Linked DNA regions of Mus musculus: region 2 is linked to region 1. A link is a loop called in an ENCODE intact Hi-C map of the cell type or tissue named here. Cell type or tissue: heart. All regions are shown on one strand. Links, peaks and the distances in the headings refer to the core of each region. The heading gives the core; the rest is flanking DNA. Region 1 holds the start of Fn1 (fibronectin 1). Region 2 holds the start of Atic (5-aminoimidazole-4-carboxamide ribonucleotide formyltransferase/IMP cyclohydrolase).

Region 1 (4,384 bases), core at 313-4,312:
GTGACAAAATTCTTTTCTAACCACTTATTTCCTTCCTCCAGAATCTACCATATTTGTGGAAAGCCTTCCCTTCGGGTTTATCTAGCAAGCATCCTGATTTCCAGGTATCCTTCTCCCCCCCTGGAGAGAGCACTTCCCAGAAGTTCACTGTTTTACAAGGAGCCCTTTTATATCTGAAAGAGAAAACCGTTTTGTCAAGGGATGATGAGAAATTCCAAAAAAACTAACTCAGACGGGATTCTAAATTTGGGGGAATGTATGGCACTGGTTCAACCCTGAGTGTTGGTCACAAAGATTCTTGACTTATTTTACACTGCTTGTAAGAAACTGGTATTTGCTGTGGGTTTTTTTTGTGTGTGTGTGTGTGTGTGTTTGTTTTGTTTTTAGTTCTTTACATCAATAAAGATAAATGTTAATTTTGTGTCTTTAATGTGTTGAGGATTTTATAAAGCACACAAATTCAAATTATCCAAGAACCTGGTACAAACAACATATTTTGCTAGCTAGTAGCTTTAATATGTTCTCAAAGCAAAGGAGACCATGCGCCTAACCGAGGGAGAAAGCCAAGTTTGGGGTTCGGATCTGCTACTCTGAAAATAGTGGGCTTCTTGAAGGTCTTTTTGAAGCCCTACCAAAGCAACTGGGCTTGTGTGTGTCTGAAAGGTTAAAAAAAAAAAAAAAAAAAAGACCAACGTGTTAGAGCTGCTGGCTTCAGGGGGACGTCTCCTATTCCCTTTTCAACTTCAGTAGTGTAGGAAGTCCAGAGAATTTTCAGTGGAACTTTATACATTCTTGGAGCAGATAACAATTGAAATATAAAAAATCTGGCAGCGGGGGAGGGGTGGATAGTGGAATTCTGCCATGACTGCGAAGTCTGAAAATAAAATAAAATAAAATAAAATAAACGCCCGGACACATGCAAGGGGATTCGGGGTAAAGTCTGGAGGGAGGCAAGACATTAAATCTTTGTACCCATCCTCACCCCAACTCCCCCTTCAGAGGCCACCTAGGTTTGAGTGCAGATGGCCCAGTGAACGTGGCATGGACGGGAAGGGTCCCCCCGCCCCCCTTCATCAGCCAGTTCAACTTTTCCCCTTCTTAAGCTGTTCACTACTGCCCTTTTAAAAGAAACGGGCACCCCATCCCCAGGAAAGGAAAACTGTGCTTCACGACTTAGAAAAGAAACTTTCTGTTGCTTCCTCTTAGAGAGAAACTTGGTCCTGTGAGTTTCTCTGGAATCTGTAGAGCGCCGCGCGGAACCGAGGGCTGTGGAAGCTCAGGGAAGGGGGTCACCTCTGCCACGCGCTCACTCTCTCCCAGGCTCTTCCTTGAAACCTGGCAGGTACTGCGTGGAGAAACCGAGGTCTGAGCCTACCTAACACCATAAAGGCAAAGATAGGGGACCCTAGGCGGCGCCCAGGACCCAGGAAAAGCACCCAGAAGGAGCCGCCCCGCCCCGGGGCTGCAAAAGTGAAGTTTGGATTCCTACAGGGACAAGGTGGTGGCCACTTTATGACTTTTTCCCTTCCCACAAAATACACTCTGGTGTGCACAGACTTTTCTCAGAGGTGACGCAATGTTCTCAAACACCACCACAGCCACCAATTTAAAAAAAAAAAAGTTAAGAGATGAGGGGGGTAAGCCTTACCACCCCAGGCTTCCTTAGGCTCCAGCCCCTCCCTCCCTTTCCTTCGAGTCTACATCACTTTACAGCCGTTTCCCATCCCTACCCCCAATCCTCCTCCCAAAAGTTTGACGACCGCAAAGGAAACCAGAAAGGGGAAAAAAGTTCTCTAGTCCCAGACCTGGCGGGAGATCAGCATCTCTTTTGTTCGGGGCGAACCCACCGTACCCCGTGACGTCACCCGGACTCTGGGCCAATAGGCGCGCGGTCGGCGGCGGCTGCGGCGGCAGGAGGGGCGGGAGGAGTCGGACCGGACCCTCCTCCCCGGCGCGCAGGGCCTCGTGGGGGGCGGGAAGGTACTGTCCCATATAAGCCTCTGCTCTTGGGGCTCAACCGCTCGCACCCGCTGCGCTGCACAGGGGGAGAAAAGGAGCCCAGGGTGTGAGCCGGACAACTTCTGGTCCTCTCCTTCCATCTCCTTACCGGCGTCCCCACCTCAGGACTTTTCCCGCAGGCTGCGAGGGGACCCACAGTTCGTGGCCACTTGCCTCCTGGGGAGGGCGACTCTCCTCCCATCCACTCAAGATGCTCAGGGGTCCGGGACCCGGGCGGCTGCTGCTGCTGGCAGTCCTGTGCCTGGGGACCTCGGTGCGCTGCACCGAAGCCGGGAAGAGCAAGAGGCAGGCTCAGCAAATCGTGCAGCCTCAATCCCCGGTGGCTGTCAGTCAGAGCAAGCGTGAGTACCGACAGTCTGGTTCAAACCGGCCGGCGGCAGGGATGGGTTGGTCCTCAAGCGCCCGCTCAAGTTGTGGCTAAAGTTTTTGCGCGCGTGCGTGGCTGTGCGAACGTGTGTGAGTGCGCGCTTTATCGAGGGAAACCAGCTGTGGACACAAAAGGCTTAGGTCTGAACAGGCTGGTTGCTGGTGAAGTGGAGGTAGGGACCGTCTGTTCTTCCCCTCAAGTGCGCTAACAAATTCTACACCTTCAGTTCGCCCTTCCAGGAACCAAAACGTGTGAAAGAGAAAAGAGACACGAACTTACAAATTTTACATCAGAGATTATTGTGGTTCCCCTGATCCTTATTTTCTTTATCAGCAAATAGCTGGTTAAATATTTAACACGGGGAGGAGGTGAGACTATCTAAATAGGTAGTTTCTTACCAACTTGAAAGAGATGTTAGTTGGCTCAGTGCTTTGGGGGGGGGGGGGTAGCCTAGGATTCTTTCCCCAAGAGCAAGGATAGCCATTTCTCTTCCAGTTTTTCAGAGACACACTCTTCCTTTATCTTGGGCTAGAGGAAAATTTAAAAGTTCTCCCTCCTTTTTTTCTTTTTCTTTTCTTTTCTTTTCTTTTCTTTTTTTTTTCTTTTTTTTTTTTTTTTTTTTTTTTTGCCATGATCTCACACTGTAGCCTAAGCTAGCCTGGCATTCTCCTGTGTTGTCCAGGCTTGTGTGTTCAACTTGGGAGCAATTCTTCTGCCTCAGTTTCTACAGAGCTGGGGTTATTGGCATAGTCATCAAGACACCCAACTTAAGTTTTCTTTCTTGTCTTTTTGTTGTTGTTGTTAAGAGTATTGAAGCCCTCAGGATTTAAAAGTAATTTCTATTTCTGGCCTCTCAGAGTGTTTCAAGTCTGCTGAGGTAGTTCCCCTGCCCATAAGGACATGACGTCATTGTATAACTTTTACCCAAGTTAAAAGATAAGAAGGAAAAAACCCCTAAACATCCATCTACATAAACAATGCTTAAATCTTTGATTAGCTAGTTTCCACATCTGAACTTTAGTGGAATATTGCTTTTAAGAGTTTTTTTGTTTGTGCAGGCTCACCAAGTCAGTTGGCAAAATTCAGTAGTTTTGTAGGGGAAAAAAGAGAGGGAGGGATGGAACTGTTAATAACTTTCCCCATCAATTCTTCGCAGCTGGCTGTTTTGACAATGGGAAGCACTATCAGATAAATCAGCAGTGGGAACGGACCTACCTAGGCAACGCCCTGGTTTGTACCTGCTATGGAGGAAGCCGGGGTTTTAACTGCGAGAGCAAGCCTGAGCGTAAGTGGAAGGCAGTCTGGGCCCTGGCAGAGATGATGCTCTAAGTAAAACCACATTTGCCTTCTCCTCCTCCCTGCTCCAGTCGCTTGTAATTCCCTCTTATTAGACTTCTTGCACTGGCTTTTCACATGCTCTTACCTCTAAAACAAATGTAATCCACACGAGTCTCCAAAGCCGCCTTTTTATTCTCTTGGAGCTTTTGATTAGAAAATGAGAGGTTTTGCGTGTCTCCCTTCAAAAAGAAAACTTATAAAAGTTTGCTTATAAAAGTTTAATTTATTAGAAAGTGATCTCGGATCTTTTGGCTCCCAATTATGGGCCAGAAGTTGCTTTGAGGCACTGGGTTGTAAAGTGATTTGTTAGCTGCAGTTCCGTGAAAAAAACAAAAACAACAACCCACTACCACTTCGGAGACTCCTGAAGCCCCTTGATACGCTTCCGGTGAGCTACAGCAGTCCCTTCAGAGAGGCTGCTGAGGGAGGGTACAGGACAAATGTTTCAGTGGGGCTGACAAAGGCCAGCCACTGCTGGGAGGCCGGCAACCTTCAAACTGTTTGTGTCCCTTGTGACCCTTGAATTGATTTCCCTGGTTTGAGACTGGAATTTGGAATCTTTCCTCTGCAACTCAGCTGGTCACAGGGTGTGGCTTTTTCCTGGGAACTCTTTACATTATAAATAAGGGAACCGCTGAGAGCTGGCCAAAGGTCAAGAGC
Region 2 (4,384 bases), core at 82-4,081, 96 kb after region 1:
CTCAACCACTTACCAGCATGGACCGCAGGGTGCAAGGTTTTCACGCGTCCCCCTAACATTTCAGGGAACCCTGTTAGCTCAGACACATCTCTGAAAACAGAGTAATAAAACAGTTACTGAATTATCACTTTCCAGGACTCAAAGCATCTCCCACCAAATCTACAAGAGGTTTTTTTTTCAAGTCCAACTTAAGCAAAGCTTTAAAAATTTTCACTGTGTTGGATTTCCTAAATGTTATTCATATACTGCAAAATGTTATATTTCCTAAATGATATGTTTTAGAAAATCAATTAGGTATTAAAGCACTGGCTTTACAATGTCCAGACTCTTAACAACCTTTAATTATGAAATTCAAGGGCAGTGGTGGCACACGTCTTTAATCCCATCACTCAGGAGGCAGGGGCAAGTGGATCTCTGTGAGTTCAAGCCCAGCCTGGTCTACAGATAAAGTTCCAGGACAACATAGGGAAACCATTGCCTGAAAAACCAAAAGCAAACAAACAAAGCAAAGAGATTCTACTGAGAATCATTTATAGTGAATTTAACAACAACAAAAACATTAAAAATATGTTTGGACTGGAAATATGGCTCAGGTGTACAAAGTTTGTCTCCCATGCACCAGGACCCGCATAAACAAACAAAAACACTTACTCTTTAACAGGACATAGTTCTAATTTCTAAAAGATATCCATACTCCAACTCACTCAAGGAGGAAGAGGCAGGAGGATCACAAGTTCAAGGCCAGCCTGGGCAACCTACAGAGACCCTGGCTCTAAGTTTTAAAAGTTTCTGAAGCAAAGCATAAAAAATGAACTAGGGATACAGCTCAGGAGTGGACTGGACATTGGGGTCAGTCTTCCATACCACCAAAAGAATACGAGAAGGCGTAACGGGGCAAGCAAATACTGGGCAGTGGCGTGGAAATATGAATGACCATCTGAGAAACATTTAAACTAGGCGATAGACAATGCAAGAACTCCTCGTACTTCATCGTAAATGCCACAGCAACAATGGCCTACCCATACCAGCTCCACAGTAACTCAACTGCACCTCACAGGAGCCTACTTGTCTGCTGTCCCTGATGCTCCGGACTCCCATAAGTCACAAGAGAATCCACTGAAGACATTTACTAAGTAAAGGCATTCTTGCTGTCTGAAGCTGTCAAATGTACAGGGGTTATGTACTGCTTACACAAACAAGAGTTATGAAGAGGTGAATAATTTACCTCTATAGGGATTCTCCACAAACCAAGAGTTATAATGGCAATGAAAACAGCCAGGGAACTAAGGTCTTTTTCCTTTTCTACCTTCCAGACCTTCAGGGTCATCTCCTGACATCTCTTGTCAAACCCTTCCCACTGTTAGTCAGGAGATGAGTGTGATCGAGCCACTGGTACTTTCTGATGGGTGAGGCTATGAAGAGGGAGATACAGATCTTCAAAGATGTTACAGTCTAACTGTGCAACCAGTCAAAGCCAGGCCATGGAACCTGAACATTCGTGTTTATTCTGCATAACACATGGCCCTCCGAAGTTAATTTGTTTGCAAACAGTGGCTGGGTGCTAGGACTCTAAAACTCAAGGCTCCCTAGTTCTAACCTAACTTCTCCCTGTGTTTTGTCAGTTTTTTGCATGGCTTTCTGGTGAATATGGTCACAACGTTTTTCTCCCTTTAACGCTACCTACTGCCTTACCTGACTGCCAGGCCAGCATCCCTGATCGCTTTTGCCGTGCCTCCGGAAGCGACCAGACTCAAACCAAGAGACGCGAGACTTCTGGCAAATTCCACGAGGCCAGTTTTGTCAGACACACTGAACAGGGCTGAAAGAGAAGGCAGTTCTCATTACTCGCGGCTTCTGGCACCGAGATCTCCCGGGGAGGACTCCTGGGAAGGGGACTCATGCAACTGCAGGCCCAGGGCCCAGCACTGGGGACACCCAGCCTGCAGGCCGGGCCCGGGGCCTCCCCAGCTCGGCCAGCGGCATGAGTGGGTGGCGGGGATGGTGCAGGCAGGACCCCTATGATGCATCGCGAGGGCCTCACCAAGCTGAGACGGAGCCATGCTGCGTTGGGTCGCGGAGTCAAGGGACGGACAGGCCACGTGCGTAGGCAGGCAGGCCGGACCCCGCGGTTCAGGAAGCAGTGGGCAGGGCGTGTCGACCCCACGTGACCCCGAGGTCCCGCCCCTCCTCCAGTGAGCTGCAGCCTAGGGTGGAAGGCGCCGCTGGGCGGGGCGGCTGCTAACTCCGGAGCCTGGGATCTGTAGCCGCGGGCTTCCTCTTTCCGAACCCAGATCTGGGCGTGGGGACTCGCGGTTCGCGCGCATCTGGGGTGCTGCTGCTGAGGTCCCGGGAGGTGGGGCCGCGGCGGCTGGAGCACTGATTGGGGGAAACTAGCGAGAGGACTAAACAGACCCTGTCTGACGATGTCAGAAAGGATTAGAGAAGCCTTCTGCTATGGTCTCCCTTTTACAGGTCTGGGAGACCTACGCATGAAGTCATTGCCTCCACAGTTGAGAGCCCCAAAGAAGTAAAATGACCGTCATTTGAAGTTTTTCATACCACATTATAAAATGGCCTGGAATTTACATCAAGATCACCATGTGTAAAATGCTCTTTTCCTTCAAGCCCAGGTGGCAGGAGTAAAGGTTTCAAGACTTAAGTTATTAAAAATAGGAATAGCAAAATTGAGCTCATCTGCTTCTTTTTAATAAAAGTGACACCTTTGGCACAAAATAAACATATCTTGCTGTATACACAGCCCTATTTTTTTTTTTTTTCCGAGACAGGGTTTCTCTATGTATTCCTGGCTGTCCTGGAACTCACTCTGTAACCAGGCTGGCTTCGAACTCAGAAATCAGCCTGCCTCTGCCTCCCAAGTGCTGGGATTAAAGGCATGTGCCACCACTGCCCGGCTAACAGCCCTATTTTTAACATTAATGTTTAGAATTAATTTTTTGATTATGTTTTCTTTTGTAATGTTCTTTAATACAATTCCAAAAAAGAACTTAAAAATTCTATAAAGGAGCCTAAAATTGTACAATTCTATAGAAAGCTTAGCTTTTTATTTCCAGTCTAGTCTCCCAATCTGTGCAAAGTCCATTTTCCTATTATTTGGATGCTAGTCTGCTTCTTGTCTTTCCTCTCTAATAGTCCAATCTCTTTTTCCTTCTCCAAATATCTATTGATCAAATATCTATCTCATTTTTCTGACCTCAGAACGTGTTAACTCCTTGCTCTGAACACCTCTCATGTTTCTAAGGAAGATATATTAGGATCATGAGAGTGTCTTCAGGATGTGTTCACAACTTTCAATGTACAGAGGTGAACAAGGTTCAGAAAGATCATTGCAAGTTTGGAGCTAGTTTGGTCCACACTTTAAGTCCCATACCTGCCAAAGAAACAGCAAGACCTTGTCTCAAAAATGTTAAACAAACAACAAAAGGTGACAGATATTAGAATAATTAGTTCCACGCATATAAGATTGTAATCAGCCTTTAGTTAGCTACTATAAGAGGGTATGAAATAGTCAAAATTCAGGAAGAACAAGTGAGTGGCTCAGTGGGCAAAGGTGTTTCCAAGAAATATTTCTCTTTATCTTATCTTTAAAATTTTATTTTAAGTATATGGGTGTTTTGCCTGCGTGAAGGTTTGTTTACATGTGTGAGCCTGGTGCTCCTGGACTTCCAGGGGACTTCCCTGGCCAACCACATTAGATTTCTACAGGAACTAGAAAGCAGAGAAAGCAATAAACAATAAAAGGAAATAAACAGCGCTTAGACACTAGACATTTTCCACATTGAAAAAATAATACATAGGCAAATATTTAGCCCTTTCTCCCGGACATAAAGAAGGAAAGCTATGACCTCCTTACCTGCCCAGGAGCTCAACTTGGGAAGAAAGTGCAGACACATACCCTGGGGCAGTAAGAAAACACCAGTTAAAAACAAACAAACAAACAAACAAACAAAAACCAAGGTATTAAACTGAATTAACTAGGGCTTCTGGTAACAGGGCAAGACACATTCCTTTCTTTTATTTAAAGCTATTTACAGTGATTAGCCTTGATTCCATTCTCTCATAGTTTTAGAATACAGACTTGGTGCTTGTTTCATGTTAGTAACAGGAAGAAAAAATGAGTTCTGTTTTTAGTTGTTTGATCACCCTGGACAAAGTCACTTCCTTAGGGCAATCTTCCTTGCCTTTCTTATAACACTGGTACAGTAATTGTTCTGTAGCCCTGACCAGCCTGTAAGACACCAATCGAGTAATCTATTGAAAGAACAAATTGTGAACTGACTGGCAAACAATAGCATACAAGTATACCTCCCCCATTCATTCTCTTGGAACAGTTGACCTCTCGGATATGTTTCTAAGCTTCTGACCA

Evidence for each region. Peaks named below come from ENCODE experiments on the same cell type or tissue, not always from the same donor. Only the 100,000 strongest peaks of a DNase experiment are listed, where the experiment ranks them.
Region 2: it touches region 1 in a loop (2.3-fold over the local background); 1 of 42 quality-filtered maps calls a loop at or near these places.

The regions. Positions count from the first base shown.
Region 1 is chr1:71,650,808-71,655,191 of GRCm38, reverse strand. It overlaps Fn1 (fibronectin 1), which reads left to right and starts at 1,958. Exons shown (of 46, transcript NM_010233.2): 1 at 1,958-2,360; 2 at 3,543-3,671. The coding sequence starts at 2,210. It overlaps Apol7d (apolipoprotein L 7d), which reads right to left and starts at 1,857. Exons shown (of 4, transcript NR_040308.1): 1 at 1,806-1,857. In heart, for the core only: no CTCF peak of the experiment used is centred there; a DNase peak (open chromatin) is centred at 1,891; H3K4me3 peaks cover 3,609 bases; H3K27ac peaks cover 3,892 bases.
Region 2 is chr1:71,554,932-71,559,315 of GRCm38, reverse strand. Atic (5-aminoimidazole-4-carboxamide ribonucleotide formyltransferase/IMP cyclohydrolase) reads right to left here and starts at 2,160. Exons shown (of 16, transcript NM_026195.3): 1 at 2,042-2,160; 2 at 1,693-1,819; 3 at 14-90. The coding sequence starts at 2,060. In heart, for the core only: a CTCF peak has its summit at 2,206; a DNase peak (open chromatin) is centred at 2,195; H3K4me3 peaks cover 2,051 bases; H3K27ac peaks cover 1,388 bases.